Regions from separate parts of the Mus musculus genome. Here regions 2, 3, 4 and 5 are each linked to region 1. Evidence: chromatin loops called from intact Hi-C (ENCODE). Cell type or tissue: left cerebral cortex. All regions are shown on one strand. Links, peaks and the distances in the headings refer to the core of each region. The heading gives the core; the rest is flanking DNA. Region 1 holds the start of Scara5 (scavenger receptor class A, member 5). Region 2 holds the start of Nuggc (nuclear GTPase, germinal center associated). Region 3 has its middle 26 kb from the start of Pbk. Region 4 overlaps Scara5 (scavenger receptor class A, member 5). Region 5 overlaps Chrna2 (cholinergic receptor, nicotinic, alpha polypeptide 2 (neuronal)).

What was found. A loop is a pair of places that touch in the nucleus more often than their neighbours do. Peaks named below come from ENCODE experiments on the same cell type or tissue, not always from the same donor. Only the 100,000 strongest peaks of a DNase experiment are listed, where the experiment ranks them.
Region 2: a loop joins it to region 1, with 2.1 times the contacts of the local background. A loop is called at or near these places in 9 of 42 quality-filtered maps.
Region 3: a loop joins it to region 1, with 3 times the contacts of the local background. A loop is called at or near these places in 26 of 42 quality-filtered maps.
Region 4: it touches region 1 in a loop (9-fold over the local background); 23 of 42 quality-filtered maps call a loop at or near these places.
Region 5: a loop joins it to region 1, with 3 times the contacts of the local background. A loop is called at or near these places in 2 of 42 quality-filtered maps.

Annotation. Positions count from the first base shown.
Region 1 is chr14:65,662,929-65,669,589 of GRCm38, forward strand. It overlaps Scara5 (scavenger receptor class A, member 5), which reads left to right and starts at 3,475. Exons shown (of 9, transcript NM_028903.2): 1 at 3,475-3,818. In left cerebral cortex, for the core only: a CTCF peak has its summit at 3,367 (motif pointing right); a DNase peak (open chromatin) is centred at 3,378.
Region 2 is chr14:65,598,975-65,605,635 of GRCm38, forward strand. Nuggc (nuclear GTPase, germinal center associated) reads left to right here and starts at 6,293. Exons shown (of 19, transcript NM_001195674.2): 1 at 6,293-6,322. The coding sequence starts at 6,293. In left cerebral cortex, for the core only: no CTCF peak of the experiment used is centred there; no DNase peak of the experiment used is centred there.
Region 3 is chr14:65,776,108-65,782,768 of GRCm38, forward strand. No RefSeq gene overlaps it. Among named protein-coding and RNA genes, the nearest start is that of Pbk, 26 kb to the right of the region's middle. In left cerebral cortex, for the core only: a CTCF peak has its summit at 2,964 (motif pointing left); a DNase peak (open chromatin) is centred at 2,932.
Region 4 is chr14:65,739,023-65,745,683 of GRCm38, forward strand. It overlaps Scara5 (scavenger receptor class A, member 5), which reads left to right. Exons shown (of 9, transcript NM_028903.2): 6 at 1,268-1,366; 7 at 3,110-3,157. Among named protein-coding and RNA genes, the nearest start is that of Pbk, 64 kb to the right of the region's middle. In left cerebral cortex, for the core only: a CTCF peak has its summit at 3,003 (motif pointing left); DNase peaks (open chromatin) are centred at 2,994 and 5,273.
Region 5 is chr14:66,145,779-66,150,778 of GRCm38, forward strand. It overlaps Chrna2 (cholinergic receptor, nicotinic, alpha polypeptide 2 (neuronal)), which reads left to right. Exons shown (of 7, transcript NM_144803.2): 5 at 628-737; 6 at 3,009-4,041. Among named protein-coding and RNA genes, the nearest start is that of Chrna2, 7.3 kb to the left of the region's middle. In left cerebral cortex, for the core only: a CTCF peak has its summit at 1,950 (motif pointing left); a DNase peak (open chromatin) is centred at 1,970.

The sequences.
Region 1 (6,661 bases), core at 710-5,709:
CAAGGACACACCTAAACCCACCCAAACAGTGCCACCAACTGGGGATCAAGTATTCAAATGCCAGTGACAACGAGGGACATTTCTCATTCAAACCACCACACTTGGGCTGGGCTTAGATTTCACCTCCCTCCTCCTTGTCCACATCTGTCTTCTTTCCCTACTTCTTAAGGCAGTCAGTGTAGGTCTGTGAATAAAAAGAGATAGTGTTCATTTTAGGCACGGTTGGTATTACAGTCTAAATCTGAAATTCCCATTGCAGGCTTCGTGGTTTGAATGCTTGGTCCTTAGCCACTGGTGCTATTTTGGGGTGCTGTGGAGTCTTTAGAAGGTGGAGTGACCAAACCAGACCAGTCAGTCAACAGGTTCTCCAGGGCAGGAGTGAGGATTAAAAAGAAAAAAGACAATTAGACAACATTGCAGCATGGCCCCGGCCAGTTCTCAGGCTGAGGCAGGTTTATTTTTTCCCCAATCTGCTTTTATACCATTTTAATTACATGCAAGCCATAAGGTCAAGCAGAACCATAAACTCAAATAGTCAAGGAACAAGCAAGACAATAAACAAAGTCCCTTGATCACTGTTTCTAAGGGCTTATCAGGAGGACCAAGATATCTGAGCCTACTTCCCTGTCCTAGCCCAAGATCAGATTCTTGCCTGAAGCCTACTTCCCTGTTCTAGCCTAAAATTAGATTCCTGCCTGAGCTTACTTCCTTGTCATGGCCCAAAGTCAGATTCCTGCCTGAAGCCCATTTTCTTGTCCTTGGCCAATGTCAGATTCCTGCCAAGCAGCCCCCAAAGCTCTCCACAGTGGAGTCTGACTGGTGGAAGTTATGCCCCAGCCTCTGCTTCCTGCCTTGGTACTGCTTCCTGTCTGCCATGTTGTGAACAGCCTCCACCACCCCCTCTTGCACCCACCACACCTTCTCTGCCAGCTTGGTCTGAAGTCATGAGGCAAGGAAGCCTTTCCTCCCTGGTTGTTGTCAGGTATTATGGTGCCAGGAGCCACAGAGGTGAAGAATACAGAGGACACCCCTGGTCTTAGCGGCTGTCTTCATTTGTGATATAAAACAGAACGCCTGTGAACAGAAATCTAGAGCAGGCAGGGATTCATTTCTTCTCCATTTGAGACCTGAAAGTCCAAGATAAAAATGCCAGCTTCCATCGTGTTCTGACAGTGTGATCACTTGGCAGGAGGCACGAGAGAGTCTGGCCATGAAGGTCGAGTCTTGCCATGGTAACAGACAGACAAGAAGAAGCTATTTCTGTAAATCCTTCTTACTGTGTGGTTGGCTCCTGCCATTCCCAATAGGCCCCGCCTCCCTGCACTGCTGCCCTGGAGATTCAGTTTCTGGGATGTGAGCTTCAACCACAGAACTGACACATTCTATTTCTTGCTGATGCATATGTGTGTGTAATGACGGTCTGCAAGTGTCACATTCTGAGCACACACCTCGCTAGATGGGAGATTCCATTCCCAGGGATGTTGGTGACTTGTTGAGTGACAAAAGCATTATTTTTGTAAGGAGTAATAAAGGGGGTGGTTACAGGCCTAGACTCAAGGCAACGCCTAGGGCTGAACTGCAGCTCTGCTGTTCACAGGCTGGAGGGATCCAAGATGGATCACTTGATCTCTGTGTAAATGGTTTCAGGAGCTACACCTACTTCACATGACTGTTAAGATGTGCACAACGTCCCTCCCTGAATTAACAGTATCCAAATCTGCAGAGCGAAGCTGACTATAGATCAAAACTATTTTTTTAAGTAATCGGGGTTTGTACTGAATAATAAAATGTATCCTTACCCTAGTTCTCAAAATTCTACAGTATGATAGCTGTTCACAATAACATTTACATTGTGTTGGGTAGACTACATAACCTGGAGATGGTTTAGAGTAGACTGGACGCTGTGCAGGGCCATAAAGATGCAAACACCTTGATGTTTTATGCTGAGCATCTAAATGCCTGAGGTTTTGGCGTCCATGAAAGGGTCCTGAAACCAACCTCAGGAGGATATCAAGAAACAAGTATATAGGTATTCGAAAAATATTTGAAGTAGTGCATGCATTATCTGCATGTATAGTAAATAATATCATAAAGTGCCCCTTTCTTCTCTTCCTCCTTCTCTTCCTCTTACTCCTCCTTATACAAGACTGCTTTTTTCTTCCTGTAAAGCAGTGTCCTGCAGAAGCTGCCTCTGGGCACAGTTAGGAGGGTGGTCCCTGAAGATGACTAAAGCTCTTCTAAGTAGTCAGCTGAGGGTTGGCAGCTGTACTGTGGGGTGGGCAGAGTTGAGTTTGGCAGACTCTCCTGTTAGAAATCTGACCTTGAAACCCTGTTCTTGTGTTTAGCCAACAAACAGGAACTTATTTATGAATGCTAGCTTCTGCACACTTCGGTCCAGACCCATCATCTGATCTATCTAGTTGTGGCTCACACTGGGTTCTTGGGGGAGGGAGGGAGGGAGGGTATGTCTCTCTGATAGTCTTTCTCTTCCCACTGTTCTCATCTGAATTCATTGCTTCTTTAACACCTGCTTGAATCTCTTTTTAATCCTTCCAATTTGTGTTTAATTTTATTGTGTGTATCTGTATGTGTGTACATGTGTACAAGTGTATGGGGGGAGGGGACTGAAGTCAAATTCTGATGTCGTTCTATATTGAGGGTTTTTAATACAGAGTTCCCTTGCTGGTCTGGAACTCACCAAACAAGCTAGCTTTCCAGCCAGTGAGCCCAGCAATCGTCCTGTCCACAGCTCCCCAGCACTGGAGTCACAGTGTGTGCCACCACGCCATCTTTTTTTATGTGGGGGCTGGGGATCGAGCTCGGGTCCTGCTTGAGAGGTCAGGGTCCTGTGGATTCCACTATCGCCCACCCTAGTGTATCTCCTTTTTAAAAAAAAAAAAAACAAGGTAATTGTTTGTGTTGAGGTTTCCAGTCCTTTGAGGTCCAGTCAGACTTCCAACCAGAGGGCTTCTCCCAGGCCCGTTCTCTCGTGCCTCATGCAGTCTTTGTGCTCCACAGACACTGGCATTGTTACTGAATTGTGTTGATCTTGACTTCGGAAGTTCTTTCAGAGCCCACCACCCCCACCCCAGACTTTATTCTAAATAGCACCAGTGTGTGAATTGTCCAAGTCCTTTGGGAGTGGATGTAACTTCAGGAAATGCCAAATTTGCTGAATGAATTGAGAAACGCCAGTTCCGTGCTACAATAAATTTTACAAGACTTGCTTCCTTGGGTGTGTCACAAACCAGGTCTAGCCGCCATTTTCTCAGAAGCTGTCCAAAAAGTATTTTGAGCAAGGCCTTTAACACAATCACTGAGTCCCAAAGCCAAGGGCTGGAATGCTGTGCAGAGAGTTGTAAGTCTGAGGATGGCCACAAGGGGGCAGGCGTAGTCCAAACTCCCTCTAGAAGTTGCTTTTAGAACTTTTTTTTTTTTTTAAATAAAGACTGGAGGTTGGAGCACCTCCCACCCAGTCAGTACCTAGCAGAGCTGTGGGTGACTCCACAGAATATCTCCGGATCGCTTTCTGAGGCTGACCGACGCTGCACCAAGACAAGGAGTCCCACGTGCAGACCTGTTATTCAGCCACTTTGTTGAACGGATCCTCCCATAGAAGTGACTCTGTGGCCCTGGCCTAAATCACTAGGTGACCCTGAAGACTCTTTCTATATGACTCCATCTGGATTTGGCTGGCTGTGGGTACAAGCTTCAAGGGACTTTCTGGGTCTTCGTGGGGCAGCAGTCAGCTCTCTGGCTACCATGGCAATCGCTGGGAACTGAAGGGACAGGGCCCAGCCTCAGCACGGGGCATACAGGTGAGTTTTGACATTTTGACCTAGAAGCTTGGGGTAATGGTGTCCCAAGGGCAGATGGAGGAAGCGGTGTGCTGGTGAAGCTGAGAGTTGGGAAGTCCTGCTGACAGAGGACCTGGAGTTGCAGGCCTCCAGGTGGGAGGGTACGAGGGATCTGAGCCTGTAGACACACAGGGGCCCCAGGACTCAGTTACTAGAGCTGTAGTGTGTGAGCCCGCATCCAGATGCCAGAGGGATGCTATGGCTTCAGTGGCATCTCTGGCTGTCTTATGTCACAGCTCCAGAGCCTATTCAGGGAGTAAATGCATGTGCACAGTATGCAGTGCGCATGGGCGCATGTGTGGGTGCATGCATGGGTGCATGTGCATGCATTGTGCGTGGGCATGTGTATGTGTGTAAACACACCAGGGTGGGACAAATGAAGCAGGAGGTTATTAGTGAAGCATCTGGGCCTCTCTAACTGTGAGTTGGGACCCGGTGAACTGATGAATCCAGTTAGAAAAATAACAGGTTTAAGACCTATCTAGTAACTTTTTCTTGGGGGCCAAATTTGCAGTGACTTTATTTGGTTTAAATGAGTTTTAGAACCCAGGCAGTCCAAAGAGAAGCTGTAAGCCCTGCCAAGTGAGAGACCAGAGTCCACGGAAAAAGATTCAGAGTCGCAAGTGAGGCCCCTGATCTAGCTCCCTGCCTCAGCAGGAGTTTAGCCCTTTTGGTGCTCCCAGAGAAACTTCCAGAACCAGGGTTCAAACCTCAGTCTTAAGCCACTTTTGAGGTTGCTTTTTTGTGAAGGGAACCCCCACACAACTTCATTTCTGGGACTTTTTGAGCAATGGGGAGTCCTCAGGACTCTGAGATCCCCATCTGCTGAGGAAGAAAGAATTTTACAGTCTTTGACTGTCCCCTGTCTTGCATGGCTTTGAAAGGTCCTCGCTCCTGTATCAGCTCACATGATGCTCACTGTGTCCTCTTCGCTTCCCCCTTCCCAGGGAGGTGTTCCGCAGAGTGGACTTCACATCACAGGTCAGCAAAGTAGAACACCTTCCCAAACTGAGAGATAATAAAAGGAGCCCTTGTGCCGTGAGCTCCCTCCCTCCGGCACCTGTGCAGAGGGTTCGAGGGTGTCCCAGGGCAGCTGTCAGATGACTCTGGAAGCAATGCTCATCCCCTATTCTCACCCTTTGTGGGGAATGACTCATAACAACCCCTGGGTGGCTTCCTTCTGATTAGCAAAGCTGAAGTCCAGGCTCCTTGAGCACCAGGGGACCTGGGGTTCCACCCATGTGACCCAGGTTTCCCTTCAAGCCTTCTCCTCTGCTCATGCCCTTACAGATGTGCACTAGCTGCCCCTCTGGTGTGCCTAGTGCAGCTCCTGTTACAGCGGCCCTGAAGGTGGCCACTGAAAGTAACAGACATACATATATACCTTTGATACAGCAGCCCATGATGGAGTCAGTGCTGTGTGTGGAGACCCCTGAACCATCCATCTAATTACTGCCTCGTTGACTCTTTATTTCCAGTATTATCATTCTTGCCTCTTTGGTCTTGGTTAGGTTATCTTTAAACCAGAAATGCCAAAATGATTGATCTGCCTTCCTGCCTTGCTCATAGTGCTCCCAGGAAGTGCTCCCAGGAAGTGCTCCCAGGAGGTTTTGGGGTGTTGGGGGGCAATCAGTCTGAGGCCCAAGGGGCGTCTCCAATGCACCAGCAGCTTCCGTGATCACCACTACTCTAGAAGATCAGCTGTGACGTGCCTGAGAGCACAAACTGAGTCTATAGATGGTAGAAGAGGATCTCAGAGTTCAGAACCTGCTCTGGACTCTGAGAGGAGAAAACAGAACCCCACATAAAACTAGGGCAGGCAGAACGTGCTTACATTTTGTTTCCACGTAGTAAAGAATTGACCATTTCCAAAGTCATCCCTCTCACATCTGGACCTGCTCCGTCCCGGCCCCTTCCTCTAGGCCATTGCTCAGTCCATCCAGGCAGTGGGGAGAATGGCTAGGAGGAGTTGCTGGTGGACACATTCTAGGTCCCAGGGGTCTGGAGTTGATCAGGAGGGAAGGAAGGTGGCATGAAAGAGGTTCTGGGGACCTCTGGCTACAGCCCCAGTTGCCTTTGGCAGAGCAACAGTTATCACAGGCTGCAGAGACAGTGGCCTCCAGCTTTGTAGCTTCTTAAGACTGAGGCCAGAGGGGAAGGACCACACACATCCTGAGACCAGGGAGGATCCCCTATATGTGAGTAGAGCTGGAGCCATCCTGTGCCCCACCTAGAGGTCCTTGCTGGGCGGAGGGCTTGGATGGAGACCAGTTAGGAGATTAGCAGATTGGACACCATGGGGGAAGGCACAGAATGGCTAAGCAGAAGCTGTTAGAAGGTGTTAGCATGTGAGAAGTTCTGATAGACCCAAGGACCATCTCCCTCCCCTGTCTCTCTCATAGACTGGAAGAAAGACCAGTGTGTGTGTGTGTGTATCCAAGTGAATGAGCCAGAGCAGGGGAATGTGACACCCCCCTACTTGGAGTGATAGACCAGAAGACCCCATCGATCCTGGGTCGTTGCTTGGGCAGTTAAACAGCCACTGGTCAATTTTAGCCTCTTCTCCTCCCCAAAGGTCAAGTCTCCATTCTTGAAGCTTCTCTGGTAGCCCAAGCTCAAGTTGTAAAGAGAGAGCAGATGGTTTTGCTTTGCCCTTTCCCCTCCTTCTTTGTCCCCACGCCCTACCTCTAAAGAGGGAAGGATGACTCCTAAGACCCATCACAGTCTCCCAGTCTCCCCACTGGCACCTTCCAGGCACCGTACGTCTCACCCAGGGCTGTGGGTCCTGCTTATTTCTCAGGATC
Region 2 (6,661 bases), core at 684-5,683, 64 kb before region 1:
TGATGGTATTGACAATCTGGAAGGCTTTTGGCCTGGAACTTTGTAGGATTCTCCGCTATTGGCATTTTTTTTTCTGGTATTTTTTTCCTTCTTAGATTAGAATTAGGGGTTAGGGGAGGAAGACCACAGAGCTGAAGTCATTCTTGTCACACCTCAGGGAGAATAAACAACAGCTCCTGGAGCTGGTGCTGCTGGCCTGCCCTGGATCTCCTGGCTGCCGGGTGGTACTGGGAAATTCCTCCCTCCCCTCTGGCTTCCATACTGTAGTCCCCTGGAGGAAGCCGGCACACAGAAAGGGCCCACGGAGTGGGGAGCTGTGCTTCTGCCTGTGAGGATGGGGTAGCCATATAAATACTGGAATTCTGTATGGGAGACTCGTCTCTCCTCTATGGGCTGACTTTAGAGAGTGAGTTACAGGTTTCTTGTTTCCCACCTTGTTGAGGCAGGGTGTGTTGTTTCTTTTGCTGTTTTCCAGGTAGCCTGGGAGCTTCCAGCTGATTCTCCTGTCTCCGCCTCCTGCCTCAGCAAGCAAGCCAGAATGAGGGACATCCTCCTGCTCACCCTTGACATGTGTCCCGAGGGTGGGGCTGTTGTCAGGCTTGTGCAGAAAAGCACTGTTACCTACTGAGCCCTTAGCCCAAGAGGAGTTAGTACTTAAGAAAAAATGAATTTCCCCTTCCTGCTTGTCTTAGGCAGGGTTTCTATTCCTGCACAAACATCATGACCAAGAAGCAAGTTGGGGAGGAAAGGGTTTATTCAGTTTACACTTCCACGCTGCTATGCATCACCAAGGGAAGTCAGGACTGGAACTCAAGCAGGTCAGGAAGCAGGAGCTGATGCAGAGGCCATGGAGGGATGTTCTTTACTGGCTTGCTCAGCCTGCTCTCATATAGAACCAAGACTACCAGCCCAGAGATGGTCCCACCCACAAGGGGCCCTTCCCCCTTGATCACTAATTGAGAAAATGCCTTACAGTTGGATATCATGGAGGCATTTCCTCAAATGACATTCCTTTCTCTGTGATAACTCCGGCTGTGTCAAGTTGACACAAAACTAGCCAGTACACTGCTTGTGTGAGTGAGTTTTAGGGCCATGTAAGTACCAATATACTAAAATATTACAGAATAAATATTATTTTGATTTTTTTAAAAAATGAAACATCATTTTAGGCAAGCCAAAATCATTCCTCCCAAAATAAAAACAGTTATTTCAGGAATTGTTGATTTCACATGGGTGCATGAAAAGAAAAATGCTACATCTCATTGCTGTGACAAACTTGGGAGTGGGGGGGGGGAAAGGTTAAATTTTGTTTCATCAGAACTAGATAATATCTATTTACTTACTCACTTATTCACCTAGGTGGAAAGTTGACAAAAAAACACATTACTGCATGCCCTCTCTGCCTCTGGCGGGTACCTAACATTGGACACACTGGCTGATTGGTTAAATGGTAACCACCTCTTTTCCTTCAGGAATCTGAAGGCTTGGCTTGAGAGCTTTTGTAGAATAATTGCTCTTGACCTTGCTGTGAAGTGACGATTACCTTACTGTGCGACTCTGGACAAGTTCCTTGCCCTCTCTATTCTTCAGAGTCCATATCCATAAAATAAGAAACCTGACGTTCCTTCTTTAATTCAACTCTCCATAGCTGTTCACTGGGAGGGATGTTGAGTTTGTATCACCTTCCTTACTGTCCTTTTATACAGCCATAAGCAAAGACAAGCGAAAGATAGGGAGGCTGAAAGAGGCACGAATAACTGTCAGAAGTCAGTTACTTTAACAGAAAATCAGCACTGGGCACCCGTCCCCGGGCTAGCATAACCCACAGAGCATCACATAAAGATGCTATTCTTGGGCTCAGAGCATGCAAATGTAAATAAGCCCTAAAAGCAAAACTAGAAGGCTGATCGTGCAACTGAAACGCAAGCAAAATAACCCGAGCGTGAAGAAGCTCTCTGGTCTGCACAGTCTACAGGTGAACTGCTTTGTGTTGGTTCTTTTTTTCCCACCATACTCCACCATTATTACCTCCCTTTGCAGGGAAGCAGATTCTGGTGTGGGTCTCTTTAAGACTTGGCCCTGGGGCTGTCTTAACTGCACTGCTCCATAGCTTGGGAGCCCTCATCACTGTTAAGCTGCTGGTGACATTTCAAAATGAGGATGCTCATCTCTTCAGCATCTGTTACACCAGGGAACACACCTTGACTTATGGATGGGAGGCCCGAGGTGGCTCAGAATGACAAGGTGACTTGTGAGAAGTCCCACCGCTCCACAGCTCTGTGGTTGGTAGCAGAATGAGAAGCAAAATGGCCTTTGCCACTAGAGCGGTCAGTTCCATACTGACCGTCTTGCCCCTTGGAGGTTTCTGTTGATTGTCTTCATGGAGGATTCCTGTCCACTTTATAGCGTCTCAGTTTGCCAACCAAATTGCCCTTCTACACAGTCTTTGGATTTGGCACGAAGAATCTGAAACCTGAATTCCTATAACTCCAAGGAATTCCCATTTATTTCCATGTGTCAGTCAGCGGTCACAAGTTCCTTGTGTACTGGAACTGTGATGGTTTTTGGTGAGAGGCTCATGATTTGGTGTCTGCTTTTGATGCAGCTAAACTCAGTCTAACCCTGCACAGATCTGTGCCAACAGACCATTCTGGACATCATGTACTGTTGTTGTAGTAAATGAAGTCAGTTGAACTTACCCCTGACCCTGAATGAAGCCCAAACCACTGCTTGTGTTCCAGACTCCAGTGAGCATGCTTGCGTCTTCCCTAAACTGTGTGTACTTTTTAAAATGTGCTTTAATCTACATCGCTCTGAAGCCAAAGAGCCTTAGCCCCAAGACGACTCTCAGAGCATCTTCAAATCCAAGAGTCTGAGAAGTGTTTGTGTAGCCCAACGTCAGTAAGGCAATAGTGCTTTTGCTCACTGGTCAATTGTTCTTTGGGTTTTGTTTGGACTCATTATTCCTTCTGCCCCTGGAATTTGAATTCTAGAATACAGATTGGTCCTGGCAAACTACAGATTTTTGTCCAACAGTGGGACCATACATTTTCTTTGGTCTCCAGTGTCCATAGTGGGGACATGATGGCTAATGTTCTCTGTGATGATGGCTCACCAAGTCACTATTCTATAGAAAATAGCAAAGTTCTCTGTGACTTCCTCATTTTATGGCTGAAGTCACTGACAGGCTTTACTTAGAGTGGCCATATGTGGTTTAGTTTTTGTAATGGTGATTTTTTAAATTATTTATTTATTTATTATATGTAAGTACACTGTAGTGTGTCTTCAGACACTCCAGAAGATAGCATCAGATTTCGTTATGGATGGTTGTGAGCCACCATGTGGCTGCTGGGATTTGAAGTCAGGACCTTCGGAAGAACAGTCGGCGCTCTTAACCACTGAGCCAGCTCACCAGCCCCAGTAATGGTGATTTTAAAATTATTTATTTATTGTACTAGCTGATTTTGTGTGTCAACCTGACATAGCTGGAGTTATCACTGAGAAAGGAGCTTCAGCTGGGGAAATGCATCCATGAGATCCAGCTGTGGAGCATTTTCTCAATTTGTGATCAAGGGTGGGAAGACCCATTGTGGGTGGGACCATCTCTGGGCTGGTAGTCTTGGTTCTATAAGAGAGCAGGCTGAGCAAGCCAGTAAAGAACATCCCTCCATGGCCTCTGCATCAGCTCCTGCTTCCTGACCTGCTTGAGTTCCAATCCGGACTTCCTTTGGTGATGAACAGCAGTGTGAAACTCTAAGCTGAATAAACCCTTTCCTCCCCCAACTTGCTTCTTGGTCATGATGCTTTGCACAGGAATAGAAACCATAAGACTATTTATTTATTTATTTATTGGTGTTTTGCCTGTGCACTGTGTGTGTGACTGTTATGCACAAAGATCAGAAGAGGGCACTGGATCCTGTAGAACCAGAGTTATGGATAGCCATGAGCCACTATGTGGGTGCTGAGAATTGAGCCTGGATCCTCTGCAAGAATGCTCTTAACGGCTGAGCCATCTCTCCAGCCTCAAGTATTTCAAGTTAGAAGTCTCTCGTGAAATGTGACTCTGAGCATTTCCTCTTCCAGAATTTCTGCTAAGCACTTCAAATAAGAACCTAGAATCTTGGCATTTGCAGATGCCTTAAGGTTTATCTTGTCCATTACCAAACGGTCATACACATACAGACTTCTCGAGTATCAGAAAACCTTGAAGAACTCATAGTTCCATAAGGAGGAGAAAACCTAAATAAACCATGGTTAGTGAGCTGGGCATAGTGCTACATACAAACTTATGAGCTCAGCACTCCAGAGGTTGAGGCAAGAGAGTCATGAGTTGGAGGCCAATCTGGGCTGAAGATGCATAGAAACATGCTGTGGAAAGAAGAAAGAGGAGGAGGGAGGGAAGTAAAGAGAGAAAAGAGGGGTCTTCATAACCAGACCATTTCCAGAACAGTAGGTGCCTGAGAAAGCGATGATTAGCAATTCAGGAACCCTACTGAAGAAAAAAATTCCAAGAACAAAATCTTGAATAAAGCGTTGTAGTTTACAGGGAAGAAAGGCGGCAGGGCTTCCAGTGTGACAGGTTTGTGGAAACTCACCAGAACTCCCTTCCCTGGAGAACCATGGAAGATGCGGGTGGCCAGAGAGTGGACTGCAGGAGATGGACTAGAGAGCCATAGTGCTTCTGACCTTGCACACAATCAGCATCCCACTACATTGAACTAGTACTACATTGAACTAGTATGTGCCAAGCACAAAAGCCATTTACTTGGGTCAGATCTGCAAGCTGAGCTAAGAGTAGATCATTTCAACTGATGAGCTGTGGTTTTAGTTTGGGGGTCGTGTGTAAATAAGGTCCAGTCTGCCTTATTCAGAGTCTGTCTCACTAAGGTCTGTGAGACTAGTGCCCGGGGGGGGGGGGGGGGGAAGATGCAGCAGGAAGGTTTTGCATATTTCAGAAGGGCTGGTAGCTCTGTTTTTGATGTGCACAGCTGAGTGCTTCCCCACAGAAGTCGTGGCTACAGACTCTGGGTAACCCTCCTGTGTTCCTCATACTACCATCTATGTGGGTAGAGAAAGAGGTTCCAGGGCAGCATATCTGCTCTGTGTAGTGTCATCTAGTCTGAGCCTCCCTCCATAGCACCCTGGATCTTCTTCATAGGCATGCCCTGCCTTGTGTACCAGTGACCCAGACACAGGCCAGCTTCTACATATCCTTTGGATGTTTACATACTACTGCCCCCGCCCCCCTGCAGATGCCCCATGCCTTAGGGCTGCATATAACCAACCTCCAGGAAGGCGCCTTCCTGTTGAAGTGCGGTGAGGAAGGTCGTTGACTAAACTACTGCATAGTTCCTTCCATGCTTAGTATCTAGCAACAAAACTCCATCCCTGAGAAATGGCACGGAGATATCCTAGCTTCCAGCTGATGACACTTGCTGGAAATAAATGGCATTGGCATAGGTTCAAGCTCACCTGACTAGGGGCACTGGTCTTGCCCACAACGACCAATGTGTAGAACTTGACACAGCTCTGGTCACCAGACACTTATTCTCACTTCAGAAGGAGTTAAAGACCTCAGGCAATATCAGAGTAAACCTCCCTAGATACATGTGTGTGGCAACCCAATGGTCACATGTTGACCTTTGTCACATGTAATGTGGTGCATTGCGCAGGTTTCAATGAGGCATTGTACAGGTTTCAACGAGAAGCGAGGCTGTTCCTTGTTCCTTGGAACATTGAGATCTAGTGGCAGATGCAAAACACAAGCATATTTATGTATTCTCACTTTAGGAGATTTGTATTTTTGTTCTTGAATGAGTCACCGGGGTCTGTTGTGTAGCCCAGGCTGGCCTCGAACTTTTGATTCTCTTGCTTCTCTTTCAAGTTGTGGAATTGATACTCCTCCTGGTTGCTTTTTGTACTTTAAATGTACACATGTTTCCTCTTTGTTCTTTGATTTTTCAGGCTGGTTTTCCTAAGCTGGCAAAAGGAGCAACGGAGGAAGCCAGACATGGAAGAAATGGAGGCATTGGTGGGTGTGGTACCACACTCAGGTAACACCCCTGAAATGACCTTAAGTAGGACCTGGCTACTGTTGTCGGGCAAAGGCTGAAACTCCATCCACAGCTGTCATCCCTGGCTCTTTTAGTTGGATGCTATTTTCTAACAAGTTAGGAAGAACTGGATGCCAATCTTAAAAAACAACAAAGCAGTCTATTCATAATGAAGTGGCCTATTCAACTATCAATTATGTATGGGAGGGTTCCTACCGTAAAAATAAGGTTTCTAGAACATGGATTTGGACTCTATGAAATCCAAGGAGGTGAGGTGAGACCCTTGGAATAGTAGCAGGTGGCTTTTCTTAGAAGGAGAGAGACAGGCCTATGAAGTGTCTCATTGAATGATGAGTCCCTTTGGAGTCAGTGCAGGCAAAGAGCCTCCCTCAGTGGCCTGGTGGAAGGTCTCTTGGGCCACAGCAAGTACCTCTTTGAGGAAGCCTTGGGAAGGAAGCTCCCAGGTACAGGAATAGGGATGTATTAAATCATCCTTGTTTTCAGAACTGAAAAGGGAAATGTTACTCACCACTATGGAAACAACTCCCTTAGGGGAAATGAAATCAACACTTCTGAACTATATGGGTAGCACCCATCACCTGAAGCCT
Region 3 (6,661 bases), core at 1,022-6,021, 110 kb after region 1:
TCTGTTCTGAAACTGCCCACTCTATGTGCGCATACAACACCCCACAGCAACTCCCCCCCCCCATACACAGACCAATTTAAAAAAACAGAACAATCTATAGGTTTTTGCTAGCATGCAGATACCTTTGTTGCATGCGAGCATAAGTAAGACGCAAACTTCAACCTAGGCATAACTAGATCGGAGAGTTGGCACTCTCTCAAGTGGGACACTAGGTATTTAATATCTAAGAGAAGAAGGAAGAAGAAAGGGGACAGGAAAAATTCCCCTCTGCACTGGAAAGAAGTATGGTGGTGTGTGGGAACTAGGGATATGATTTGCTCTCCAGGTAAACGTCACCATTTTTGTTGTTGTTGTTGGACCATCACTTTCAAAACCTGGAAGCAACTTCCCAATAGCAGACTCAATGGGCTCATCTTTGGGAATGGTAGTACCTACCTTCTGCGTTACTGCCGAAGAAAATATTAGCAAATAAAGATGGAGGGCTGGCAATGTGGCTCAGCCTGTAAAAGCGCTTGCCTCCCAAACTTGACTGGAGTTCAACCCCCAGATCCCGTGGTGGAAGGAGAGAACCGACTCTCTCAAGTTGTTCTCTGACTTCCAAATGTACACTGTGACATGCACATGTCTACATACACACACACACTAACAATAACAACAACAACAATAATAATAATAAATCATTTTAAGACAAAAATAAAACTGTTAAATCCCTACATGAAACGTCTCAGTCGTGGGTAACTGCAGCTTGGCGCGATTACAGAGCAGAGATTTTATTATAATTAGTGGAGGTCTTTGGGACAATAGAAAGATTATGGAATGTTGAAAGGAAAATTCCTGTGACCAATTACATTTAGCAAAATTAGTGTGAGCAAGAAAAACCAAACAAAAGTAAGCAAAAGAAAACGCAAAAGCCAAAAAAAAAAAAAAAAAAAAATGGTTAAAGAATCAGGCTGCTTCCAAAACCGGAGCAGATTCTGAGAGCTCCAACCAACAACATAATCTGACGTTTATAGAAAATGGAACTGTGAGAGACAATTTAATTGGTTACAGCTTAATTAGATAATTGGCTACAGAGCCTCCTGCAATGAACTAAATAAAGGCCAGCTACTGTGATTAAATTCCATATTGGCTTGACTGTTGGGCTTAGTCCAAATCAGTGTCTCCTATAAAGTTTTATTTGACAGGAATATGGGATCGAAGGACCGAGATTCCGATCTTGGTTCCACAAACTCGTGGATGAAGAAGGGCTTCCAGCCATTGTTACAAATGAATGTATCCTAGGCACCTTTAGTTATGAGGTCATTTGAAAGTGGCTTACAAACTCTGAAGCAGCACTTGAATAATAGTTTGGATAACAGGGAAGATTCTGGGCTATGGGAGAGGTAATCTTTTTTATAAGTGTGGGGAATTGGTGTTCAATAAAGAATAACACAGGGGCTGGAGGGATGGCTCAGTGGTTAAGAGCACTCCTGTTCTTGTAGAGGACCCAGGTTCAGTTCCCAGCACCCACATGTTGGCTCACAGCCATCTGCAATTACTGGTCCAAAGAGTCTGGCACCCTCTTCTGGTCTTGAGTCCCAGGCACACCCATAAGGCAGTCCAAACACCCACACACATAAAATAAAATGAATATGTAAAGAAATATAAACTATAGTGCGACAGATACCGTCACGAATATTCTAGGTGAAGAACGGGTTGTATTTCAGTAGATGTCATTATTACAGTGGGAACATCCAGCATAATTTTGTCTAAACTTGGAACATAAATAAAAGGAGGGGCTGGGTGTGTCATCCTGTTGCGACAGTGCCCTCCAGCAAGCAAAGCACTGTAGGTGGAGGGTGAATACCACCAGTCCCTAGGAGGAGGAGTCTGGAGCATCAGAATGTTAGCATTCCCTCTAGGCTCCGCCCCACAGTTACCTGGCAACACCCAGGTATGCCTGACTCACTATAAAAGGAGCTGTTTTCCCCCTCTTCTCTATCTTACTTTCTCATTCTATTCTCTTACTCACTTACCCTCTCTATCCCGTCTCTCCCCATCCCCCTCCCCACACTCTCTCCACATGTTCCTCCTCTCTCTCTCTCTCTTCTCCCTCTCTCTCTCTCTTCCCTCACTCTTTCCCTTCCTCCCCCCCCTCTTTCGCTCTCCCCCCACCTTATGCCCTAAATAAACTCTATCCCATGCTCCTCAGGGGGAAGGGATGTCTCAGCATGGGCCCACAGAGGCACCCCCTTCCACCTCACCATACCTTGCTTCTACCAAACATATCCTGGTTCTTTCTTTTTTATAAAACACAACGTTCAGGTCAATTTCAAGTTTATTTTCAGCCAGCCCAGACTTGGTGAGACCCTGTCTTTAAACACACAAACAAAAAGAGAACACTGGATTTTTTTTTTTTTTAAATTATTCCATGTGGGTTGCGCAGAGGCCCTTGGGTTCAACTCTGTTCTAAATTGGCAGGCACTTAAATGTCTGCAGTGTGGGTGGTTTTAAATAAACATGTTGGTGGAGCACTAACTGCTCTTCCAGAGATCCTGAGTTCAATTCCCAGCAACCACAGGTGGCTCACAACCATCTTTAACAGGATCCAATGCCCTCTTCTGATATGTCTGAAGATGGTGATAGTGTGCTCACATACATAAAATAAATAAACCTTTGGGAACTGGAGAGGTGGCTCAGCAGTCAAGAGCACTGACTGCTCTCCCAGAGGGCCTGAGTACAATTCTCAGCATCCACATGGTGGCTCACAATCATCTGTAATAGGATCTGATGCCCTCTTCTGGTGTTTCTGAAGAGAGTGACAGTGTACATTTAAAAAATAAATATATCTTATTAAAGAAAACACGTTGGGGCTCAGTTCTCTGCAGTTTCACAGGGCATCAGGTCAGAAAACTGAAAAGAATTATCTGAAAAGCTGGGAGCAAATCAAACTTCAAGTTTACCCCTGCTTCAACATGTCTGCTGTCAGCTCTCTGGTGACATCTACAGGCAGACAAGAGAAACTACTCCAAGAAGTCTAGAGTCAACCTCAAATTTTGAAGTCAGGTCTTTTTTTTTTTTTTTTTTTTTTTTTTTTTTTTTTTTTGGTTTTTCGAGACAGGGTTTCTCTGTGTAGCCCTGTGTCCTGGAACTCACTCTATATACCAGGCTGGGCCTCAAACTCAGCAATCCACCTGCCTCTGCTTCCCAAGTGCTGGGATTAAAGGCGTGTGCCACCACTGCCAGACTTGAAGCCAGGTCTTAAGTATATGAAGATCACCATACTGTCTCATCAGTAAGACTGGGTCAAACCTGGTTGTGGTGAATCTCTGAGGAATTCCTGGCTGCTGCTGCTGTTTGCCCATGGCCATCTGAGGAGGAGCCAGGCTCAGCAAGCCCTGCAGCTCATGGCTGTCAGAGGTAGAAAGGATACTAGATAGAGTCAGGAAGGATACTAGAGGTCTATCACTCGGCCTCCTTGTTTTATAGGTGGGAAAGCTGCAAACAGAGGAGCAGAGACTGAGCAAGTGCATTCAGTGTTTCATTTCCTAAGCTTTATGGCTTTGACTGTAATAGAGAACCATGAGTGCCCAGGAAGGCGTTCAAAGAACGTCAGAGTATGAATCCCCCACATATAATACTTTGATATAAGGTCTGTTTCAAGCTGAAAACAATTAAGGAGAAATGTACAGGAGACATCTTTCTACCTTTCCCCTAGAGTGGGGTAGAACTCTGTAAAGTCGTCCCTCCTTCCTTCTCTACCAAATAGGGACTAAATTATCACATGAGATGACCTAAGACCCTTCACAGCCTGGACACCACACTGGGGTATTCTATGCAATGAAGAAGTCTTTATGAAGCAGGTAACTGGCTTCCCACATGTTTGCATTTCCACCTTGCACTGTCCCCAATGCTGTCTGTTGTCTGTTGACAATCTCTTTAAGTCTGAATTAGTTCTACTCTATGTCTTTGAGAGTCTGTTTACCTCTGGATTTCTTCTCACAAGTGTAGGAGACATACATGTTAGTACACATCTGTTTGTTTACCTTTTGTAAATCTGTCTTTTGTTATAAGAGACCTAGACAACAGGAAAGAAGGATAAAAAGAACTCCCCCTCCCATCCCATCCCCTTCCCCCTCCCTTCTCCTCCTTCTCCTCCTTCTTCTCCTTCTCCTCCTCCTGTACTTTCTGGCTCATATGTTTAATGGTTGGCCCAGATCTATACTGCTAGACAAGAGAGTGCATGTGAGGTCCAAGCTCCACAGCCAGGAACAAAAGAGGGTTATAAATAGCCAGAGGTTAAAGAGAATCCAAGGAATCAGCAGCAAATAGGGGAAACTGTAGTTACAGGCACACTGGCCACAAGGCAGGCAGACACTGGCAGACACCTGGGTACATACACGGGTAGATGGGCACACAGGTCACAAGATAGGCATACATACCTATACAGGCTAGCTGACAAACACAAAAGGTGGAGGCATTCACCTCCGACATCAAGGCTGCATTTATAGAGAATCACACCAAAGTGGTGTCTGCCATGAACAGGTTTATAAAAGGTCACAGGTTTATAAAAGGGTACACCACTGCTTGCTTTGGGGGATCCTCAGACATTCAGTGTCAGCCATTGCTTTGTATCCCAGATGTCTAGCATTGGCTACATCCAGCCACATCAGAAAGCCATATTAGTGCCATGTTATCTAAACACAAACTAGCCCATATGACCCCCTCTTCCCTTCTGTAAACACCACATCATTGACTCTTTGACAGAATAGTTTGTGAGTCAGAAGCCATCACAGGTTAATTTGATAGCTGGAAGTGTTGGCTATAAAAATGGCGGTTTGTACAATGCCTAATTGTTTTCTTATTTTTGGATGTGCTGTTGACTAAGGAAGCAATCCATTTAAGTTGCTGTGGAAGGTGTTTCTGGCTTCCAAACAGACTTCATAATTTCCAGATGGTAGTGGCCCAGCGTAGACTGCTGGGAAGAGGAGTGGAGGGTGTGGGGCGACAGTGAGTTCTTCTTACTGTTGCACCTGGCTGCAGTAACAGAGAAAAGTAGGTCCCAGACTGTTCCTGCCTGTCACTGACCAAGCGATGATGGGGCTCCTTCAAGCCTGACCCTTTTCACTCCCCAGGATATCTACTTCGGTTCTGTGGACAGCCTGCACTCCGCAGTGGTATAGTTACTCCAAAAGTCATGTGTAGTGGTACAAGCCTTTAATCCCAGCACTCAGGAGACAGGGGCAGGCAGATCATTGCGAGTTGGAGGCCAGCTAAGGACCTGCCTGGGCTACATAGTCTCCAAGCAGGAAACAAACAGTTTCTCCCAGTAACCATGCTGTGGGGAAAAAGAAGAACATTATTGGTTTTTAACTCAAAGACTAAACTATAATAGGTGTAATTGATGCAAGGTTTTGAATGAATTACCTTGAAAAAAGATTAGCTGATGCCATACTTTATAGCTCAGGGACTTGGAATGGATTATCTCCAGACCACAATTAATTGGCAGAATATGGAAAATAAGCACAGACTCCTGGAACTCACAAACATTACCATTTAAAGAAGTGGCTAAGGTATGGGAGCGGGGAATGCAGAAGTGATGCTTGTGTGTGTAATCTGGCATGGGGCAGTGGAAAATTCTCTGCACTGGGGAAGCAGAAGATAAGAACTTTCTCCTGGAGTCGGCCTCTGGCCGGATGTGTCCTTGGGCAAGCGTCTTAGCTTCTGCGGAAGTCACATTTCTGTGTTTGTAAGAGGGAGGGCTGGAACTAGATGATATCTCTGTTCTCTTCCAGATCCAGTATTTTATTACCTCAAAGCCTCTTCACCTGCTGGCAAGTGAAGCTCAGCAGCTCAAAGTGCTTGCCACACAAGCCTAATGACCTGAATTTAATTCCCATAACCTACATGGCGATCAGAGAGAACTGACTCACAAAAGCTGTCCTCCAAGCAATACATTCATTCTGTGGCGCACACAAACACACACGTACACTCGCTCACACACATACGCGCACTCACACACATACAAACACACGCAAACATATACTCATACCCTCACATACACACACAATACTCACACTCACACAGAAACACACATACACTCTCACACTGACATGTATACATATACTCTCACACATACACACATGGATGCACTCACACTCAAAAACACATACACACACATACACACACTCACACATATACACACATGCACACATGCACATAAACACACACATACACAGTCATGCACTCACACTCAAACACACTCACACACATGTAAACATGTACATACTCACACTCAAACACATGAACATAAACACACATACACACACATCTGCACACACTCACACACTCATACATACACATGCACTCACACACATGCACTCACACACATGCACACATGTACACTCACACTCAAATCCACACACATACACACACTCACATGTATACGCACTCACATATACACAAAAGCAAAATTTAAAAAATATAAACATAAACAACAAAACAACAACAATAAAACAGCAACAACAAAAACCAAACACCCTGCTAACCAAAATCTATATAGTAGAAAAATCTGCTACTATAGGCAAGATGTTTTTTGTCCTGTATGTCACACTTACAGCCCTCTATCCTGTCCAGTATATGTGAGAGAGCCATTTATACAGCTAGCTGACTGTCACCTGGG
Region 4 (6,661 bases), core at 752-5,751, 76 kb after region 1:
AGACGAGGGGAGAAGATAGGGCATGGAAGGGGAGTGCTCCAGCCTGACCTCCCCTCTGTCCTCAGCTCCACATCGGAGGATGCCCTGAGGCTCTCAGGACAGAAAAGCCACTTTTCCTGCCTCATGAATCATAGGGTGGGGGCCCTTCGGGCACATCTTGCAGTAGACTCAGAGATCACCACAGGACTCTTAGACTCTGGGAACAGATGCATCACGTCAAGAAGAAAAAGAAAGGCATTCCATCAATTTCTTTGACGTCCTCACACCCTTGGGAGGCCACTGCCTCCCCTAGTCATTTGCTATTAGCCCTGGGGTAATAACTGGGAGATAGGTTTCTTGTGCTGTGGAAAAAGAGGCCCAATGAAAACCAGCTTGCTCTCCAAGCAGGAAAGAACAATTAGGAACTTGATTAAGAAAACTGTGTTCTACAGCGATGACTAGTTTTGGGTCAGGACCCTTGGGCCTTGGGCTCTCACTCCATAAAAGTGTTTGTTGATTCTGGCTCTCCGTGGTACATCCAGTGCAGGCTGTGGCCACGGTGTCTGATAGCCAAGAAGCTGGAGCAAAGCGCCTAATGGGATGGCCGCCTATGTACCGATTGATTGGTTTTGTGGACATTCTTGTGCTTTTGACACTTTGTTTGTGGAAAGAAAGGGAGTGTTTTGTTTTTTTCATTTGTGTTTTTTCCCCCTCTTCCTTTAAATAGGCTAAGGCGTCACCTCAGACTCTTCCCACTCACTAATGCCATCCCCACAGCATTCTCCTCCCTAATGACCAGTGAGAACCTTAGCCTAAAGCAGGACATGATGTTAACCAATCATGAACTTTCTGTAAGAAAGAAGGGGACTCAGATCCTGCCTCCAAAGCCCTTTGCTGTGTGCCCTGGGGCAAGCATCCAGGAGCCTTAGTTTCTTTATCTGAAGTTTGGGTATAAATAACACCCCCCCCCATGCATGTCATAAGGATTACATGAGATTCTTTATGCCTGCACACAAAGAGTAAACAGAATTTAGAAATCCAGCATGCTTGCAGGTATCTGAATGGGACTGGCCCTACCACTACCACAACAACACTAGGCCTTTCAAGAGTAAGGGTTCAGGGAAAGGTGATATAGGTGTGTATGGGGAGGCTCTGAGCTGCCCTGTAGGATGCTAAGCAAGGGAAAGCAGAGGCTATGGAAGACCAAGTTCATATTAATTATTAAACTAGATAAGGGCATCTAATGGACCTGAGTCTGCAGCTGCACCCTTGTGTCTTCTCTCCCCAGGTCTGCCAGGAGAGAGAGGTGACCCAGGACTGCCTGGTCCCAAGGGTGATGATGGGAAGCTAGGGGCTACGGGCCCCATGGGCATGCGCGGATTCAAAGGTAATACTGAATCTTGACACACCCTAGGGCTCACATTCCTTCAGTCCTTGAGTAGCATAGGAGCCATCTAGGAGAGTGCTGTGTGTGTGTGTGTGTGTGTGTGTGTGTGTGTGTGTGTGTGTGTGCCTGTGCACACATGCATGTGTGGGTGCATGGGTATATGTATACAGGTTGCAGAGATAAAAGCAGGGAACCTAGTGAGGGGTCTCTGAGAACAGAGCCAGGCTGCAAGCACTTTATCACTTGTCCTCAGTCTTACCAGCCTCCTCTCCTTCTACATGCCCTCCAGTCCCCGTGCTTACAACTTTATTTCCTTTCTCCGGTTTAATTTGCCAACCGTGCTTCTTCTGATATTTTTCCTTCTTCCCGTGGGTAGTTCCCTTGCTCATCCTCATGGGAATCTACTTCTTCATGGTCAGTCTGGATTGTCAGATTGGCCAGGTATGCTATACACCATTAATCCTAGCAGGAAATAGAGGCAGGTAGATCTCTGTGATTCCAAGGCCACCCTGGTCTACACAGTGAACTTCAGGATACCCAGAACTACATGGAGGACCATGTCTCAGATAGATAGATAGATAGATAGATAGATAGATAGACAGATAGATACATACATATATACATACATATATACATACATACATACATACATACATACATACATACATACATACAAGATAAGGATACCTGATGCTCTTTGCACTGACTGCCTACATTTCACTCATTACCATGACAACTCAGAAAAAGTACTGCTCACCATCACCCCTGCCCCAACACACATACACCCTGTGACTGAGCGGTCTTCTGTCTTTGGAAATCATATTCTACTCTCTAGTGTTCAGGTGGACTGAGGTCTTTCCTTTATGATCCTAATTGAAAATATGTGATATTTTTAAAAGACCATATAAAAAGAGCCAATGCTTGTTGATAAATGACTAGACAGCACAGACATACACAGAGGGTAAAGTAGACAGGAAGTCCTTTCTTCTTTGGCCCCTTTGGCTCCGACTCTTCAGAATAACCACGGTGAAATCTTTGGAGCACACACTGGTGGATACTTCTCTAAACACGTTCAACCATGTATGTGATTGCTTTCCTTCTTTTCAAACCTGGGATCACAGTAAATACTCTCTCCCGGACAATTCTGACTGCTTTCTTCACCACAGTGTGCAGTGGGCTTTGGACTTGCAGAGATTATGTTGGGAAACCTTTAAAGTAGAATCCCCACCCCCACCCCCCCACCCCCCCACCCCCGCCTTTCTGTTGTCCACTGAGTGAGTAGGGCCAGGACGTTCTCCTTCTTTGTAGAGTGAAATGGAAGCTAAGAGAGGCTTGACCTTTTAACTCAACCCTGGACAGGAAGTTCCACAAGTCCTTGGAAACTGCCCTACCAGAAACACCAGCCTGACTTAGAACCTGACTCCATGGACGGCTGGAGCTCAACCCCTTCCTCTCCAATGAGCTGGAGTGCGAATTTCTCCAACACTGACTAACTTCGCTTCCTGCCTGGCATTCCTTGATGCTATATGGTAGATGGGGCTCTAAAGTGCTTTCTCATGGGACCCTTCTTTTCCCTTATGACCAGAGCAGACACTATAATTATCTTCTCCACAGCGACCTCTGGTGGCTGCTGGCCCCTGCCTGAGGGATTCGCTGGCCTTGAGTTAGCAAGTCCATAGATAAAAAAATCTTATTTGTAGTGTGTTGTTTCCATTCCTAACACGTATTTTCCTTCCGTTCCAGGTGATCGAGGCCCAAAAGGAGAGAAAGGAGAGAGAGGAGAGAGAGCTGGTAAGGAAATTCTGCTGGGTCCGTACTCTGGGGCACAGGTGAAGCCTGTGGTCAAAGGTCAGGTGCTGAAACCACACTCTGGGACTTGAGCATCAAAGAGTTCCCCCTCCCCCCTTTTAGCCTTCACTGGCCCAGCAATATGTATCATCAACCCCTAGGGGTGTAGGCCTGGGGTTGTATAGATGGATCTAGAGGTTTCCTCCCCACAGCACCCTGTAGCACCACTAATTCCTTATATACAATCTTTGTAAAGTGGAGAGAATAGGAATCCTGACCTCTTAGGGCTATGGTAAGACTATAACAGAGTCTGGACACCTGAGTCAGAGCTCATGAAGTGTTAGCCATTAATATTTCATACCCTACACCAACTCAGACATACTTTCTAAAAATCACTGGAGGAGATGATGGCTAAAACTCGGCTCCAGACTTTGTAGAAATGGCTCGTGCAATGCTCAGAGAAACTCAGAGGACCCCCTCTTTTGTCTTCTCCTTTGCTACTTCTGAGGCCATGAGGCTTAAGACATTCCCTGGCAACCACACAGTTGGGCCCCTCTGCTGAAATCCTTCCTGTAGCCATTGTAAGAGAACTGGCTGATCCAGCTGAACCACATTTTTCTGAGGTGTATCTTCCCCCAGCGTGCCTTGTGTAGACTCCCAGAAAGACTGTTACGAAGAACACACAGAACCTCTTAGCCAAGTTCCAAACAAGAATAGAACACCCGGCATTCGGCATTCGGCGACATTGGCTCTGAGTGTATATTCAAGAGAGCATGGGTGGATTAGCATGTCTCTGGGCACCTGTGCTCAGGGCATGACTTCAGGGCATGTGGCCTGGGTACAGAGCTGGGGAAGTACAATCTAAACTGCTTATTGAGGGGCTCCCGCAAAGGGTGGTGAATGTGGTCTTTGGGGTGCTGCCTACTCCTGGGCTTAGAATCAAGCATTTTTGCGTCTTCTGACAGAATGTTGCCGAGGTGGCTGAGAAGGACTGGACTGTGGCATTTAGTTCTGAGACATAAACAACGTGTGGAGGGTTGGGCAGGAAGAGAGGAGCTATGTGGAAAGATGACCTTTGAGAATGAGATCCGAAACGCTGCCCACATACCAGAGGGGTCTCACTGGAGACCGTCTGCCAACTGTTTTCTTAGCTGACTTGAGAACCCAAACAGGAGGTCACAGCCAGCAGAGTGAATATGGTCATTGTCTACCTGGACAGCGCTGGTTACGCTCTGAGACTGAGGAGGTGGAAGCCAAAGCTGGCTGGTGTGAGGCTCCCCAGTCAGAGGCTGGGGAAGAGAGCCCATCCACTTGACCTTATAGCCTATGGATGACCCAGCCAGGGACTGGCATCAGCTCTGGATTTGTCTCCCAGGGGAAGGAAGGTTTCTTTACTGTCATAAGGAGACTATATTCAGACTGGAGCCCAGAGCTCATACACAAATCCTAAGCTTGTACAAAACTTTTAGCTACCTTTCGGAGACCCCAGAATTGGTCTCCTTGTGCCATGGAACGGGCAGGTGAGGGGGCTTGGCAGACTGTAAGCCTCTCGCGCTGTGAAGAAAAGCATCAAAGGGGCACAGGAACTCTAGAACCATGGTACTGGAAGTCTACCATTCACCTTCCCCACTGTTAGAGGCCCAGAGCTGAGCGCTGGGTCCCTGGCTTCCTTAATCTGGAGTGGGAAGTCAAGCTACAATCTTGGAGCAGTGGAGTCTTGGGTGGTATGGTTGGGCTCCCCAGAGTTCCTAGTGAGTTCCTCTTTCCTCATGGCTCTAGACGCTGACGGAAGACCCAGGCTGACTGAACCTTTGCCTCAGTTCAGAACTGAGGTCTGACTCTGGTTGGCAGTGGGGTTGGTTATCTTCCCACAGCCTCAGCTTCCTAAATTGCGTCTGGCCATGCCTAGTCATATGTCCCCTGACCCCGAGGTGTTACTTATATCCCTGAGACCCAGGCTCTGAGGAGAGGCCCATGGCTCATCTTTCAGAAAACTGTGGAAATTCTGATGGACACAGTGCCTACTACGACTGGGGCTTTCTTAGTCATTCCCTGGTTCCTTGGCAGTCCCACTGTGGGATCCACGGAGTAGGAAGTGTGAGTTCGCAGCACCAGAGAACCTCAAAACCCTGAGCTGAGTGGTGCAGGGCCAGCTTGCCTGGCTGGGTTCTGGCAACCAGTGCCTTTGCCAAAGGCTTGAAACCTTTACCAAATTCCTCAGGTTAACCTGCAACTCAAATGCCTGAAGTTCCTTCCAGCAGGGAGTGTTACTATAGTAACAGTGTTCATGAGAGACACCTCTCAGTGGCTAGTGGCCAGTGTGTGGTATTAGGGAAAACTCCTGGGGGCCATGCTTGCAGTCAGTGTGAACATGCTTTGCAGAACAAAATTCTTGCTGGTGTTCACCCATATTGAATCTGGAGTTGTGGGATTTGGGAGTGTGGATAGGTTTCAGATCACTTCCTGTCCCTGTTCCTAGCTCCACCCCTGCAGGTCCTTGACCCAAGAGGTGGAGGGACTCTAGGGCTACCTGCTGAGATGGTGGTTGTAATGGATCTAAAATCCAGACCTCTTGGTGTTTTTCTTGATGAGAAGTAAAGACTTTTATTTTCCCTTCAGGCCTTAGTGACATCAATCATCCCATAAAATCTCGTTAAATAACCCTGGCTTTTGGAGATTTGGCCAGGGGAAAAAACAAGATCCATATGTACATCTCAAGGAAAACAGACATTTGTTTTTACCTTGGAATGTGATCTGTTTGCAAGATACAAATGTGTGTACAAAGTTCTGTTTAAATCCCAGTGCGTACATTTTAAGCGGTATATAAGCTCAGGTTGTTTTAAAAACAACAAAAACTTTACTCTGTTTGGTTTCACATGAAGAGAAACTATGCAGCCTGACATGAGGTGAATCCCCAAGTCAATATTAATCAATAGTTATCACTGGAAGCGTGTTTTGTTGTTTAAGTAGAGGGGTTTCTGGGTCCCAGCAGGATCCAGACACAAACACATACACACGTGCAGGGACCTCATTATCTCTACCATCCAGCATCACAAAGAGAGAGAGAGAGAGAGACAGAGAGACAGAGAGACAGAGAGAGACACAGAGACACAGAGAGAGACAGACAGAGACAGACAATGGAGGGAGAAGGATGGCAGGGAGGGTTGAGGGAGGGGGAAGAAGGAGAGAGAGTGACCAAGGAAGGGAGATTCCACATAGTTTTCCAATGGCTGCTGGGATGTTGCTACCTCTATTTAAAATAAAGGAGGGGAAGGGACTCTTTAAAGTGTGCACATACACACACACACACACACACACACACACACACACACACACCCAAAGCTCACAGCTAGTAACTGAAATATAGAGAGATGCACATTTCACTCAGGAAAATCAGCTTGAAGCAAAATGCAAAATGTCAGAGAGGAATAACAAGGAAATGGTAAATGACGCACGCGTGGAGATGGAGATGAAGTACAGCAGAGCCAGCCCCAGGGCAGGCAGGGG
Region 5 (5,000 bases), core at 1-5,000, 480 kb after region 1:
GACTCCCCAACACCGCAGGCACTGGGCATGGGGCTCATGAACTCCATCCAGAGCCTGGGAAGAGGGGCTGAGAAGAAGCAAATGTTTAAGGTCGTTTTTTACCTTTACAGTAAGTTGGAGGCCAGCTTGTGCATGAAACAAACAAATAAACAATAACAAAATCTGGTTTTAAAATGCACTTGGACCTGCTCTGGTGGAACACAGTTGGGACCTAGAGCATCCTCTTCCTGCTGGGACTCCCTGGATCAGGAGGTCTCCAGAGCATAGTTGGAAGGTCATGGGTAACTCTCCTGGCTGTCTCTGGCAAGCCCTGCCTGGAGAAGGAGTGACTGCATAACAGATTCACTAAGTGGGGAGCATCAGAACAAGGGCCAGAGGCACAGCTAGAGGGCCAAGTGTGCTGGCACTGGCTGCCTGGGATTTTCACTACCAGAGTCGGAACAAAATGGGCTGCTTATCAGAAATGGTTTGCCCTATTCCCATAGCAGCCTTTTCCTCGTGCCATAGACTCTGTGGATTCTGTGGGGGCTAGGAGAGGGACACAGGGGTGCTACAGTCCCACAGCTCCTCAGATCACCTAAAGGTCCCGGTGGGGCAGTGCTCTGATGTGACCACTCCCCTGAGCAGGAATGGAATGACTACAAGCTGCGCTGGGACCCGGCTGAGTTTGGCAACATCACCTCCCTCCGCGTCCCCTCAGAGATGATCTGGATCCCAGACATTGTTCTCTACAACAAGTAAGAAGCCAGTTACTAATTAAAGTGCATCTGGGAGGGGAGAGAACTAGGCGAGCAAGAGCTCTTGCTGGGCTAGCAAGAAAATCTGTTTGAATCCTCAGTGGTCACATAAAAGCTGGGAGTGGTACTCTGGCTCGCTCTGTCTGTCTGTCTGTCTGTCTGTCTGTCTGTCTGTTTCTGTGAGTGTGTGTGTGTATGAGAGAGAGAGAGAGAGAGAGAGAGAGAGAGCACTTTAGCACTGGGGATAGGGGAGACAGGTAGATCCTAGAAGTTCACTGACCAGTCAGTTTAGCCAGACAAGCCTTCGATTCTTGAGGACCTGTCTCAAGAAGTAAAGATGGAGCATGGTCAAGGAAAGATACTTGATGGCAGCCTTAGGCCTATACACACTCAAATATGCACAAGCACTACCCACACATGTGCACACACCACACACATACACACATTTATTCACACATGTGTGCCAGCACACACTCTCTCTCTAATACATACATACATACATACACACATACACAAACATGCATGCATATATATACACAGACACATACTCATGTGCACTGGCATCTCTCTCTCTCTCTCTCTCTCCCTCTCTCACACACACACACACACACACACACACACACACACACACACTTTCTCATAAAAGAAACTAAAACTTATTCTTTCCTTTTTGGCTTGGGTAAGGTTTCACAGAGAAATCCAGACGTTAATACTTAAATGATGGCAGTGTCTCTTGCTAACATTTTCTAAAGCAGGTCTCTGGGGGACACTGCTACCTTCTTGAGATATGAATAGGCATGGAAGGTTCTTGGTGGTGGTGTGTGTGGGGGGGGGGGGGTTGGCATGTGACATAATTTTGGATAGCATAGTCACCCCCTGGTGGTCTAAGCCTTAAACACCTGTTGTTTGCTTCTGCAGGAGTCATATGCCCCGAGTTCCCCAGGCCCCATCTCTGTGCCCTGAGGTGGCACCTAGGATCCTTCCAGTTTCTGGTTCTCTCTGACAGATCAGGAACAAAGTCCCAGCAGCAGATTTATCTGAGTTTTTAAATTGTCAATAAGACAGCTGGTTGCTAATACCTGATTGCATCAAGTTCTTCTGGTAGGACAAAGGCTAGTCAGAACAGCTGCATTTAAGGGGTGTGTGAACGACACCCTCCTGCAGGTTAATAGGCAAAGGGTCAGTGAAGTCACATGGCCTCTTCCCCCGAATGGGGGCCTGCTGCCATCTAGTGGTAGTTATGTGAAATGACCGAAATTATCACTACCGGTTTGGGTTGAATGTAGGAATTGGGGGTGGAGTTTAAAGACTATTTCTACCCAGGGAAACCCAGAGTCCTATGGAGTCCTGCCTGCCGATTTCTTCCTTGTTCTTGTGAGGCTTCCTGTTTTTATGCTCTTGTCTCACCTCCCAGGTCAAGAACTAATTAAGCTTTCACAGTAATCCTGTTGAGCCCAGCCAGAAGTCCCTCCTGATCTCAGAAGCATTCCAAATGCCCAGTTGCATGGTGATGTCATGTGACTATATTTCATTTCCATGTGGTTCCCCAAGGGCAGGAACCACATCTCACATCCCTCAGGTACAGGCCCTGGTAGATGAAACTGGCCCCAAATACTGTGCTAAATGCACAGAGTACAGGGAGTTTCCTCACCAGCCAAAATGTTAGTCTCGTCTGGAAAGGAACGAAAAAGATCTGGGTACAAGATCTAGGATCCTCCTCCTCTGGAACTGAGTTCCCATTTAATCGTGAGGGAGATCAAAACACTCAAAAACCTTTACTCTAGTCAGGTATGGTGGAGAATACCTGTTATTCCAGAACTCAAGATACTGAGGCAGGAGGATCACAAGTTTAAATCCAGCCAGCAAGTTGGGGGCCAGCTGGGGCCACATAGTAAGATCCCTGTCTCATAAAACAACCACAAAAACTTCAACATACTAAATGGATAATAACAGGATCAGACTATAAATGTCCCATGATTTGAAATATGAAAAATTAAGGAATAGTCTTTATGACAGTCAGATATATAATTATGACATCAAAATGGCAATCGTGGTTTTTTTTTTTTTTAGTTTATTTAAATTTTTTACTTCTGCAATTAAAACACTGGTATTTGAAAAGGCAACTCAGATACGTCTGTCTGTAGGAGAGATTTATCTTGCCCTTGCTTGGATGACTCTACTTAGCCAGTCAATAGTGAGTTTGTTTACTCAGTTGCCCTGCTTCACGGAAGAGGCAGATATGCAGGATCCCAGCTTGTCTCCTCTTCCCAGTGCAGACGGGGAGTTTGCGGTGACCCACATGACCAAGGCCCACCTCTTCTTCACGGGCACTGTGCACTGGGTGCCCCCAGCCATCTACAAGAGCTCCTGCAGCATCGACGTGACTTTCTTCCCCTTCGACCAGCAGAACTGCAAGATGAAGTTTGGCTCCTGGACATACGACAAGGCCAAGATCGACCTGGAGCAGATGGAGCGGACGGTGGACCTGAAGGACTACTGGGAGAGCGGCGAGTGGGCCATTATCAACGCCACCGGAACCTATAACAGCAAGAAGTACGACTGCTGCGCGGAGATCTACCCCGACGTCACCTACTACTTCGTTATCCGCCGGCTGCCGCTGTTCTACACCATCAACCTCATTATCCCGTGCCTGCTCATCTCCTGCCTCACCGTGCTCGTGTTCTACTTGCCCTCTGAGTGTGGAGAGAAGATCACGCTGTGCATCTCGGTGCTGCTCTCCCTCACTGTCTTCCTGCTGCTCATCACAGAAATTATCCCATCCACCTCACTGGTCATCCCACTCATCGGCGAGTACCTGCTCTTCACCATGATCTTCGTCACCCTCTCTATTGTGATCACAGTCTTCGTGCTCAATGTCCACCACCGTTCCCCTAGCACGCACAACATGCCCAACTGGGTGAGGGTGGCCCTGCTAGGCCGGGTGCCCCGGTGGCTGATGATGAATCGGCCCCTGCCGCCCATGGAGCTCCATGGCTCTCCAGGTCTGAAGCTCAGCCCCACTTATCATTGGCTGGAGACCAACATGGATGCTGAAGAAAGGGAGGAGACAGAGGAAGAGGAGGAGGAGGAAGAAGATGAAAACATATGTATGTGTGCAGGCCTCCCAGACTCTTCCATGGGTGTCCTCTATGGCCATGGCAGCCTGCATCTGAGGGCCATGGGGCCTGAGGCCAAGACTCCATCCCAGGCTAGTGAGATCCTGCTGTCACCTCAAATACAGAAAGCACTAGAAGGTGTACACTACATTGCTGACCACCTGAGGTCTGAGGATGCTGACTCTTCGGTGAGTTGGGATGAGGAAAGCCCCTCCCCACCCCGTGGGTGACTCTGCCAGCTTAGCAGGGAAAAATCCAAGCCCAGGGCATGCCCTTGGGCAACCCTTTCCCTTCTTCTTGTAAGGACCAGTCACCCTCAGTCATGTCCAAAGAGTCTGGACTTGATCATGAAAGGGAAACACTAGCTAGAAGTCCTCTGGTTACTTCCTGGCCGATGGCAGAATACCACAGGGTCCATCCCCCTCTCTTCAACCTAAGTGGGGGAGAGTGAGGAAATTGGGGAGCTCAGATGCTGGTCTCCATCTGCTTTGTCTTTGTCTGGGCAGTCCCTCTATGAGAGGGGCGGGGTGGGGCGGGGCAGGGCAGGGAGATAGACTGCTCTGAGAAGGTACAGAAACCAAATACAAACGCATCCACTCAGTGCATGGCTGGCCGCTGCACTACCCTGTGGTAGAGGGTCTCCTCCATCTGGGCTCTGGGCAGTCTGTGACGTTCCCTAGTCACTCTCAAACCCTGCAGATTCTCAGCTGAACCAGGGTAGGCTCCCCTCCCCCAGGGCTGCATATAGTAAGTACTTAGTGTTCAGAACCTGGCTGTCCCCTTACCAACCAAAGGAGGAGTGAAAGGTTACTATGGGACAATCTTATTGAGTAGATAAGAACATTGATCATTAATTTGGAAATTTCTAAGAATGTAGATCCTCTGGCTTGGCCTGTGAGCTGAAGAGCTACAAAGCTCCAGCTCTTCCACACTGGCTTGCCCTGGGCTACAACCTGCCTCTTTCTGTCCCCTTCAGGTGTGTGGGGAAGTAGCATGGGACAGCACATTATTGGGGACTACTATGAGCTACATTTAAAATTTCCTGATTTTGATGGCCTGTGCCTAGTGTCTCCTCATGTCCCTCTGGACTCCTGAGCCTAGCAGTATGTGGAAATGGGAAAAGATAAAATGGGATTCCCAGGGATGT